2 separate regions of the Homo sapiens genome follow, and region 2 is linked to region 1. Evidence: read pairs that join two places in POLR2A ChIA-PET (ENCODE). Cell type or tissue: K562. All regions are shown on one strand. Links, peaks and the distances in the headings refer to the core of each region. The heading gives the core; the rest is flanking DNA.

The links. ChIA-PET counts read pairs that join two places held together with the same protein. Peaks named below come from ENCODE experiments on the same cell type or tissue, not always from the same donor. Only the 100,000 strongest peaks of a DNase experiment are listed, where the experiment ranks them.
Region 2: POLR2A ChIA-PET joins it to region 1 with 6 read pairs; 1 of 35 experiments calls an interaction of 5 or more read pairs at or near these places.

The regions. Positions count from the first base shown.
Region 1 is chr20:45,102,762-45,108,972 of GRCh38, forward strand. No RefSeq gene overlaps it. Among named protein-coding and RNA genes, the nearest start is that of KCNS1, 4.7 kb to the left of the region's middle. In K562, for the core only: no CTCF peak of the experiment used is centred there; a DNase peak (open chromatin) is centred at 2,780; H3K27me3 peaks cover 1,364 bases.
Region 2 is chr20:44,797,977-44,803,511 of GRCh38, forward strand. All of the region lies in intron 1 of RIMS4 (regulating synaptic membrane exocytosis 4), which reads right to left. Among named protein-coding and RNA genes, the nearest start is that of RIMS4, 9.8 kb to the right of the region's middle. In K562, for the core only: a CTCF peak has its summit at 2,603 (motif pointing right); a DNase peak (open chromatin) is centred at 2,625; H3K27me3 peaks cover 1,167 bases.

The DNA.
Region 1 (6,211 bases), core at 465-5,464:
TTAAATCTAAAATATTATGATTTCAACATTGGAATCAGTAAAGAAATTATTGAGATATTTTACATTTTCTTTTTTTTGTACTAAGTCTCTAAAATCCAGTACTAATTTTTCTTATTGCTACATAACAAATTACCACAATTTAGTAGCTTAAAACAATACAAATTTATGATCTCATGGTTTCTGTAGGTCAGAAGTCTGGGCATGGCCTGGCTGGACCCTCAGGGTCTCACCAGGTTGAAGCCAAGGTGTTGGCCAGGGTTGAGGTTCTCATGTGAGCTTCAGAGTTTTCTTCCAAGCTCACAGATTGTTGGCAGAATTCATTTCCTTGTGGTTATAGGACTGAGGTCTCTCTTTTCCTGTTAGCTGTCTCCGAGGGATCAATCTCAGATTCTAGAAGCTGCCCCATAGGCAGTTCATAGCATGAATGCTTGCTTTCTTTCAGGGACATCAGAGTGCTGAATTCCTCTCCTGTAACCAGCCAGAGAAAAATCTCTGGCTTTAAAACTCTCACCTGATTAGTCCAGGCCCACCCAGGGCACTCTCCCTTCTGCCATATAATATACATTCACGGGTTCCACCTACACTTAAAGAGGAGGAGATTATACAGGGATGAGGATCATTGAGGAGGGGTCATCTGAATTCTGCCTCCCATATATAAATCTAGTGTACTAATTTATTTTATTTTTTATTTTTTGAGAGAGATTTTTTGAGATTTATCTATAGCATATCTCAGTTTGGACTAGTCACATTTTATGTGCTCGGTAGCCACACATGGCTCGTGGCTGCCATATTAGACAGCACAGCCCTAGGCTGTGCCACTTTAGTTTTTCCCTCGAAAGAAGAAGTTAGAGCAGGAAGCTGCTTAGTGAGCATCTTGCCCAATTCCCTCATTTGACCAACAGGGAAACTGAGGCAGATTTGCCGAGAAGCAGGTCTTCTGTTTCCTGGCCTAAGAGTTTGTCTGCAGCCTTTGCTACCCCTCAGGACTCAGGAGTTTTCCCTGGAGCTGCAGAGACGGTTTCCAAAATTGAGAGAAAAGACAGACCTATTTCCCAAAGGCAGAAGAGAATGAAACCAGGATCTGGTTTCATCCCCAGATTACACAGTGAGAGGTAAATGAAGTTTTGGTGGAATCTGTGAGCCACAAGAGTGGGAAGGTGGGCCTTATGGGTGGGAAGGACGGGGCATCCCTGTCCTTCATGTACCATGGATGGTCTGTCCCCCAAATTCTCCCTCAGTCCCTGACCAGGTTTAGTCATTGGAATCCATGGGGTTTTACCTTCAGAGTAAGCTTGATTTTGCAGAAAATACAGAAAATTTTGGAATTAAGTAGACCTGGATGTGACGGGCATCTTCTAAGATGTCTCCCAGTGATGTCGGCCTCCTGGTGTTCATGCCCTTGTGCAATCCCCTCCCCTTGTGTGTGGACAGGCCTTACTGAGCTGCTTCTAATGAACAGAATATGGCAAAAGTGATGGGATGTCACTTCTCTGATTAGGTTACTTAAGGTTGTGACTTCCAGCTGGCTTTGATGAAACAAGTTGCCAGGCGGGAAAGGTAAGAAAATGAGGAGGACTTCCAGCCAACAACCAGCCAGGAGCTGCGGTATTCACTTCATTAGTCCTCAAGGAACTGACATTCCGCCAACAACCCTGTGAATTTGAAAGTGGATCCTTCTCTAATTGAGGCTCAGATGAGACTCCCACCATGGCCGACCCCTCGAGTGCAGTCTCGTGAAGCAGAGAAACTGAAGCAGAAGACCCAGTTAAACTGTGCCCGTGTTCTTGACCCATAGAAACTGTGAGATAATACATGTGTGTTGCTTTAAGCTGCTGCATTTGTGAAACCTTGTTACACAGCAATAGATAATGAATACACTGGGTTCGAATCCTGCCTTTGCCACTAAACTGGTGTGTGACCTTGGGCCAAGCACTTCTCTTGGATCTTTATCTTCCTCATCTGTAAAATGGGAACAACACCTACCTTTCAGGATTGAGATGAGGACCAGCACATGCTGTTCCCTCTCCATGAACAACTCCTCCTGCCCTTTCTTTACCCTGCATATCAGTTAGAATTTAACTTAGCTGCGGGAACAGAAACGGAATTACAGTGACTTCACTAGAGAAGAGTTTACTTTTTTTTTTTTTGGCAGGCCAGGGTAGGTACAGCTGCTCATGAATAGCCCTGAAGACCCAGGCTCCTTGTCACTTCCTCCTCCACCATTCTTATGTGACTCATTCGTGCCCACAGCTCCTCTGGGATCCTTTACCGCTTTTGTGCACACAGGCTCCTGGTATGTTTTTCCTCCTGACAGCTGGTATCTGGGGCTTTCCTGAGGCTGCCAGAGCCTGCTATGGCTCCGCACAGGGAGAACCTGAAGTACCTGAGAATGTATGTGCTCCATCTATAGAAACATTTCTTGTTTCTAGAACTGCCCTGTGGGACTTCACTGGATTTCACATCCTCACTGGCTTCTTCTCTTCCTGGTGAACTTCTGTACTCCTATAGCCATTTTTCCTGGAAACATTTCCAAAGCATCACTGTCATATGATTCTTCATCTCAAGATTTATTCTGGGGGAACCCAACTAAGACAATCCTCAAGGACACCAGATGGCTGTTCTAGTGGCAGCAGCCATGTTCCAGGAAGGACACAGGGTAAATGGATGACAGACAAAAGGCCAAGTCTATCTCCTTAGTTAGGAAAACTATAGCTTGCCATGTAGCCCCGCCTAGTAGATTTTTCTTACTTCTGATTGGCCAGTCTTGGGTCACGTGATCATTGTTTGGTGCAAGGGAGCCTGGAGAGGAAACATATTTTTAAAATTTTAATTTACCTTTAAAATTGAAATATACTGTTCCTATGGTAAAGTGCACAACAGCTGAATGATTTTTTTGTAAATAAATGTATGTATCCATTGTAACTACCACCCAGGACAAAATATGGAATGTCACTGGCACTCCAAGAGCCTGGGGGTGGGGTGGGGCAAATATTTCTAACCAGGGACACTGCTATTGGTAAGGAAGAAGGGGAGAATGGATAATTACAAGTGTTCTACTTGGCTAGCTCCTGCTAAAACTCAAGGTCTTGACCTAGATATCATCTTCAGGAAGACTTGCCTGGTTTCTAGGCTGAGTTAGGTCTCTCCTGGCCTCCCATAGCCTCCCAGACCTCTCTAGTCTGGTATATGTCATGCAACTCTCTAGCTAGGGCTTTGTCTCATCCACTAGTGCATGAGTTCTGCGAAGCACAGCCTAAAGCCTATATTAAGTGCTCAGCAAACATTTATTGAATAAGTGAGGGAGGAAAGCAAGGTTAGAGTCTGCAAAAGGAACCAGCCTCCTAGGAGACTTTCCAGAAAGGCAGAGGAGACAGGCAGTACAGATAGAGCTGACTGGGTTGGAGCTGAACTCAGAGATGGCACTGCATAGACCAGCTCACAGAACTGCTGGAACAGGGAGTGAGTTAGCCAGGAAGCTGAGCAGGGAATCTAGAATGGACTGTGTAGATGCTGCTACCTATAGCCAGAGAAGCCATGGTCTGTGACCTGTCACCTCTTGCCATTCCAAGGACCTAGCTCAGAACTCAGAGCTCCAGGATAGTCACAGGGCTCTTGACAGCCAAGTCTTAACTGGCTTAACTGGGAGCTTCCTGCTGTGACCCCCTAATTTTCCTCCTGATGCCTTTGAGGAAAGAAACCTAGGGCAATAAGCTGTGTATCAACAGGCTTGGGTTCCAGTTGTCTAGAATTAAGTCTGGTCACTTAACCTTCTTAGGTCTTTGTGATCTTCATTTTTCAGATATGGACACTGAATCTTCAAATGGGAGGAATCTTAAGTGGGAGAAATCTTCAAAGACCGATTGTAATTAATTAGAGTAGTCAATAGGGATGTAAAGTTTATGGTTAGACTGCTTGGGGTTGAATCCCAGCTCTAGTACTTACAAGTTGGACAACTTTGGCCAAATTAACCTCTTTGTGCTTCAGTTTCCTCATGTGTGAAATGGGGAAAAGTAATGAAGCCTACCCGATAAGGATATGAGGATTTCATGAGATTATACAAGATTATACATGTAAAGTGATTAAAATGATACCTGGTCCATGGCACATGATCTGTAATTGTTAGCTGTTGCTGCCTTTATTACTTTCAAGGGAGGAATATGGTATGGTTTAATCCTGGCTACATCATTTCTCAGCTGGGGGTCTTGGGCAAGTCACTTATCTCATAACCACTATTTCTTCACTGTCAAATGGGAATAGCCTTTCTCAGGGTTATGGGTTGGATGAATGAAATGATGTTTAAAAGTGGGAGATCTGCAGTAGACGTTCATTACAGACTAATAACCAGAATCTGAATTAGTCAAGCTCTTACTGTGATAAATCTGTGACAAACAACCCTTGAATCTCTGTGACTTCTTACCACAAATATTTTTTTCTCTTTGGCAAGTTTGAGGCTTGGCTGGTCTGGCTCAGCTTCAGGCTTGCCCCAGGTGTCTCTCCAGCAAGACAAGTGGCTCCGGGCAAGCTCTTCTCATGGCAGAGGGCAGAAGCTCTAAGAAGGGTGGAGGTCAGGTGAGGTGGCTCACACCTGTAATCCCAGCACTTTGGGAGGCTGAGGCAGGCAGATTGCCTGAGGTCAGGAGTTCAAGACCAGCCTGGCCAACATGGTGAAACCCCATCTCTACTAAAAATATAAAAATTAGCAGGGTGTGGTAGCAGGTGCCTGTAATCCCAGCTACTTGGGAGGCTGAGGCAGGAGGATCACTTGAACTCGGGAGGTGGAGGTTGCAGTGAGCCAAGATCGTGCCACTGCACTCTAGCCTGGGCAACAAGAGCGAAACTCCATCTCAAAAAAAAAAAAAAAAAAGAATGGTGGTGTTTTGTCTTTAAACAGGCTACACTGTCACTGCCACCCACATCCCATTAGCTAAAACAGGTCTCCTCGCCCAGCCCAAGTCACTGGGGCAGGCTGTACACTCTCCCTGAGGGAAGCCACTGTAAGCATGGGGTGGGGAGGGGAAAGGGACAATTGTAGGCAAATAATCCAATCTACAATATTACCTGTGTTAACTATCTGAAGCTATATGTATATGGGGAAACTGAGGCCCAGAAAGAGGAACAGAAATATCCAAGTTTGCTCAGAGTCAGTGACTCCCAGATAGTTCTCCTTCCCCTCTCCAAGACCTCAGTCTATATCCATGTAGTTAGCATTTGGTACTTTTGAGTCAACCGTTCAAGCATTTGAATCCCATGGTAAGAACAAGGAGGGTGAGGAAGTAGAATCCCTTCCATCTTCCGATGGGGCAAACAGAAGCCCAGAGTGCAGAAGGATGACCTGTCATCATACTGCAAGGTCAAGAGAACAGGGAAAGAAGACCAAGGATTCCCAAGTGTACCTCCACAGTGGACCGCCCAGTCCCTCAGTCTTGTGCTGGACACAAGAGGCCCAGCAGATAGAGCAGGGAATTTGCCACCTCCTTCCTGGGAGGAAAGTGGGAGAGTCAGGAATCCAGCTGTCTGGGTCCAGGGATATCCCTTGGGATGACTGTCATTCCCTCATTGACCCCTTCTCCCCGCAAGAAACACTTGTTAAACCCTGACTGCATACTGGACCCAGGAGAAACTGAGGTGAGTGAGGTGGAGAGAGAGCCATCACAATAATGACATCCCGACGACTTGAGCAACATTTCCCCAAATTTTGGGCAATTTGAAGTGATCTTAGTATGTACCTGGATGCAGTGTCACATAACATGGACTCCTGGAGGGAGAAAGTCATTCCCTTCTCAATTCTTCTGATTACCTCAGGGAGAAAGTCTCAGCTTAGACATTTGCATCTTTTATTTATTTATTTATTTATTTTATTTTTTTATTTTTATTTTTTTTTGAGACGGAGTCTCGCTGTGTCACCCAGGCTGGGGGGCAATGGTGCGATCTCCGCTCACTGCAAGCTCCACCTCCTGGGTTCACGACATTCTCCTGCCTTAGCCTCCCGAGTAGCTGGGACTACAGGCGCCCGCCATCACGCCCAGTTAATTTTTTGTATTTTTAGTAGAGACAGGGTTTCACCGTGTTAGCCAGGATGGTCTCCATCTCCTGACCTCGTGATCCGCCTGCCTCAGCCTCCCAAAGTGCTGGTATGACAGGCGTGAGCCACCGTGCCCGGCCGATGTTTGCATCTGTAACCCTTTAAAATCTTCATTGATTAAAACATAGA
Region 2 (5,535 bases), core at 536-5,535, 300 kb before region 1:
CAGGTTTCTTTATGACAAATCCAGGGCTCATCCCACGACAAATCAACTACCCCTTCTGCTTTCACCTCAGGCCACCTATTAGGGCCTCTGCCCTCCTCTCTGGATACACGGCCAACTTTTCATGAGGATCAGGCAGGCTCAAATATATTAAAATCCTTTGTCAGACACAAAAGACTTCATGTCTGCAAGGTGCAAAGTAGAAAGTCAGGACAGGCACCCTCCAAAGAGGGACTTGGAAAGAGGCCCACAAAGAAGCATGAGATACATGTATATATTCATGAAAAACATTAAATACAGTACAGAATGCTGGAAAGAACACAAGTGTTGGAATAGGCCTGGGTTTGAAGTCCTGTTCTGCCCCTCACTAGCTGTATGACCTTGGCCAAGTCAGAAGTCCATCCAGATGCTCAATTTCTCCATATGGCCGAATGTAATGACTATGCCCACCTTGTGGAGGGTGACCTGAAACGAGGGTTGGACACTGCTGAGCACAGAGCTGAGCACACCCACTCTCCCCACTCTGTAGTCAGGGGTTCCCAGACAGTGGGTGAGTGGACCCCACTGGTATCCTGGCCAGATCCCCCATGCTAAGCAGGTCCCCCATCACTCAGCTGCCATGAGTATCTGCTGGTGCCGGCTCACAGCTGCCCCATCTTTGGACAACTGCCCTTAGCTCATAGGAGCTGCCTTGCCCCAACAGTTATGCCCTCGGGGGACTACCCTGCTATAGGAGTACCGAAGCCTAGTCAACCCTGCCATGCCATCCATTCTCCAGAGCTCCCCAGGATCTGGCTGAAGTTAGCCTGCAGCCAAGTGCCCATGTCTGGCTGCTTCTTCTCCTGCCCCATGCTGCGTCTCCCTCTCCCTCTCTTGCAGGTTTCACCTGCGAGCACTCCCACAGAGCACTTGCACAAAAATCCACTTCTCAGGCTAAGACAGTGGAAACAGGAGTGAAGAGTTCTCCTGATTTTCTGTATTCGTTACAAAATCAAGTGACTTCTGGGGAAAGTCCAGAGAAGAAGGTACATGTTAAATTCTCCCTTGAGCCGGGTGTGGTGGCTCATGCCTGTAATCCCCGCCCTTTGGGAGGCTGAGGTGGGCAGATCACCTGAGGTCAGGAGTTCGAGACCAGCCTGCCCAATATGGTGAAACTCCATCTCTACTAAAAATATAAAAATTAGCTGGGCATGGTGGCACGCGCCTGTAGTCCCAGCCACTCAGGAGGCTGAGGCAGGAGAATTACATGAACCCAGGAGGCAGAGGTTACAGTGACCTGAGATCATGCCACTGCACTCTAGACTGGGCAACAGAGCAAGACTCCATCTCAGAAAAAAAAAAAATTATCCCTTGCTAGAGCCACACACCTGACTCCCCTCAGGGCCCAGCTGCCCAGTTTGGGGGTCCCTCTGCGAGGACTTAGCATGCCCAGTAGAAGCTGGGCACAAATGGTAAGTTTCCTGAGGCCAGATGGCTCGGGGGTGGCTCGGCCAGGGCTTGGATGGGCCCCGGAGGCACCTGGTCCAGTCTTGGTGTTGGGCCCAGGCTGATGAAAGATGCTGCTCAAGACATTTGCTGAGGAACTAATTAATTTTCATTAGAGGACCCAATTAGTGAGTGCAGTGAGTGTGGTGGAATATCTTTCCACCCACTCTCAGGGTGACTCCAGGTGGCGTTCACTAGGGACACTGAGTGCTGGAGATAAAGGCAGCAAACTTGAGGCCTCAGGTGCCGCAGGGTCCATGATGGCTACTTGGGGTGCCTCAGGGGACAGGGAGAGATCCTGAGCTGTGTATCCAGAAACATCATTGCCACAGACCTCCTGTGAGGCTTCAGGCCAATTGAGATTGCTCTCTGGGCCTCAACTAAGATAGCCACAGTAGATGACCTCAGAGGGACTTTCAACTAAAATAATGACAGCTAACACTCTTAAGACACTTTCACTGTGTACCAGGCTCTCTACCAATATTTATTCATCTAATCCTCTTGACACCTTCGAGGCAGGATGGGGCTATGATAAGCCCGTTTTGCGATGAGGAAACAGGCTCAGGGAGGTTAAGTGACTTGCTCAGAGTCACACAGCCAATAAGCGGCAGAGCCAAGATTCAAATCCAGGTTATCTGGCTGTGGAGCTCGTTACTTTCACCATGCTATACTGCCTAGTGCAACCCAACTTCTCTGGAACTCTCACAGTGCCTGGCACAGGGATGGGCACCACCATAAGTGCTTAATAAGAATTTAAAAACAGGAAAATAAGAAAAAACTGGTAGCCTGAAAGAGTGTGATGGTGGCTTGTGGGAGTGGGACTGGATAGCTGAGTAGAAGGGAGATGCCATTTCTTTGGATGTCCTCTGGTGCTGTTCGGCTTTTTTACGATGTATCTACATTATCAGCAGTAATAACAGCATAAAGCATTATAAAAGCTGATAACAGTGCTTGTACCAGGGATGGGACATGAGGATCAGAAGACAGGGGTGCCCAGGACACTTCCCCCGGATATTTTTCATGTGTTTAAAATGTTGTAGCATCTGCATATATTACCTAATCCAAAAAAATACTTTAAAAATTATCCAAGACCAATCAAGCAAAGATCAGCTAGAGAGAAACTGGCAGGAGGGGGCGCTCTGGGGATGAAAAATAACCATCTAGGGGCTACCGCAGAGTCAGGGGGAGACAAAGGAGGAACTGGAGGGCCTGTACAAGTGTCCTACCTTCTCTGGGAGACTCTGGGTATATCTAAACCAAGCCCACCAGCCTCTCACTCTGCAGGCAGGGATACTGAGGCCCAAAGAGTCAAAAAGTGGGTGTAGGAGACACTGAGACTCGGCGATGAACAAAGTCCTTCTCTCTTCACTCCTCATGCAGCCTTTCAGGCTCCACTGTGCACACAGTAAACACCACATACCTAGACCAGAGCGAGGAGGCCTGACGCCAGCTGTGTGCTGCCCCATCCCACCCTTCCTCCACCCAGATGTGCACATCACATCATTTTTATGAAGTCTACAGGAAAAGGAAAGGCGGCAGCTTCCATAGCTTGGATGTCTTCTATGTGTTGTACATACATCCTCTGGAATTCTCACAAGGTATCTCTAATTCCATTTTGCAAAGGACAGGCTGAGGCCTAGATCAGTTACATACCACAGTCATGATGCACAGCTAGAAAGGGCCAGAGATGCAAACCCAGGTCTTTGGGCCTCCCAAGTCCGCTCATTTTTACTATCCCAAGCCACCCCTCACAGAGGGTATTTCCCATCAGTTTAGGACAAGTCCCACCCGGAAACTATTTTTAAGTGCCTTTGTCTTCAGATTCTGAGTTGTATGGGGCTGGGTGAGAATCTCATCACATCAAGGTTGGTCCCCTGCCTCCAACCTGAGCTAGACCCCAATCTTCCCTAGAAAATTATCAGCGACCCCTTTCTTAGAAACATCTGAATAAACTGACTCAGTAAACTCCCCCGGGAGCATTTCCCAGCACTTTGCCCCCTTTACATCGATGATTCCTTTGATTTACTTCTTCCCAGTAGAGGTTTGTCCTCAAATGAACTTCCTGGTTTTAACACATAGCCCTCCCTTTTCCCAATGCAGAAAAGGGACCATGTCCTGTTCTCTCTGGACGAAAAAGGAGCTAGACCTGAATCCTCAGAATTCCCAGAGCTGTCTGGGTCCAATATCCCATGCAATGGTCTCATGGCCTGATGCATTGCTCATTTTGACTCACTTATCCTTTGTACAAATGACTTCCTAGAGGCTTTATGAGGGCCTACGTGTTAAACCTGGCACAACGCAGGCAGCAGCTGAGACTCATTTGGATCATAGACTCTGTGACAGAAACAAGAGGGCCTGAAGACCATACCCAGGACTGAATTTGGTACCCAGTGTCCCAGCATCTAAGACATCAGGAGCCAGGAGATATCCCACGTTGGCAAGACCCCTTCAGTTCTCTCCAGCCTTTTCCTCCAACCCAGTGGTTCTCAAGGTAGGGTCCCTGGATCAGTACCATCCGAATCTGCATCACGTGGGAACTTGTTAGCAATGAAATCCTCAAGTCCCTCCTGCCCCCAAACTAAATAAAAGACTCTGGGTGGGCCCAGCAGTCTGCATTAAGAAGCCCTCCAGAGGATTCTGAGGCTCACTCAAGTTTGGCGGCCCTGCTCTAACCCATTTAAACTGACAACAGCCACTGTGACAACTGCAGCTGCTACCAATGACTGGGAACCTACTATGTGCCGAGGGTTAAACATGCACTCTCATCCATTAATCCTCATAGCAAAGGACACCTTATTCCATACGTCCAGCTCTGGGTTAGGTGTGTTGTGTGCATGATGTCATTTACTCCTTACTATAACCCTCTTGAGTATTTACTATTATTATGCCCCATTTTACAGATGCGGACATTGAACCCCAGAGGGTTGAAGCAACTTGCCTACAGTCATACAATTTAGAAGTGGCAGTCAAGATGAAAATTCAGATCTGCCGGATTCCAAAGCTATGTTCTTTCTGTCCGTCCATGGAAGTTCCCCAGGGTCTCTCACACCTACATCATCAGTCTGGGTCAGGTGAGATTCGAAGAGGGGTGGAGGCAGGCAGGGTGAGCAGAAAGAACCCAGCCTGGACTCCACAGTGCCTTCCAGCTACAGCGTGAAAGGAAGCTGCGTTATGCATGTAAAGGCACAGCCATCTGCGCCTAAGGAACATAAAAAACAGGGATTCAGGGGGCATGAGTTCTTGGCCTCTCTCTAACTTCACCCAGCTGGGGGCCTTTTCTTTTCCTTCTTCGGACCTCAGTTCCCGCACCAGATAATCTTTATCCTCTACAAGGCTGAGATAATTTGCCCCCTTCTCTGATCTTGTCTCTCTAACCACACTGGTCTGTCATCTCTAGCCACACTGGTCTGCTTTCTATTCCCTAAAACTCAAACTCGCACTGACCTCAGGGCCTTTGCACAGTTATTCCCTCTGCCTGGAACACTCTTCCTCCTCATATTCCCATTGCTGGCTCTTTGTCAGTTAGGCTTTATCTCAGATATCACCTCCTTAGCCTTCCCTGACTACCTTACTTAACATTATCTCCTAGCCCATCATCGTTCCATTTTCATTCCACTTAGCAGAACCTGAAATTCTTTATTGAATTGGTTACCTATTTATTGTCTGTTTCCCCCACCCCAGAATATAACTCCCTGAGAGCAGAAACCATGTCTGACTTGTTCCTTGATATATCCCTAGCACCCTAGCACCTAGAACATTAACACTGAGCAGCTCATTAACTACTAACTGAATGAACAAATACCAGAAAAGAAAACCTGGACTCAGAGGTCAGAGCTCTGGATCCTTAATATGTGACCTTGGCAAGCCACTTCGCCTCTTTGAGCCTGTTTCCCTACTTGCTTAATGAGGAAATGGGCTAGATGCTCTCCAAGGGTCCTTCCAAGACTTCCAGTCTTGGAAAGCCAGACCTGGAAGCAGCCCAGCTGGTCCATCCAGAGAAGGCAGCTGGCCAGGGTCCTGGCAGCAGCTGCCCTCTCGCCACCCCCATCCACA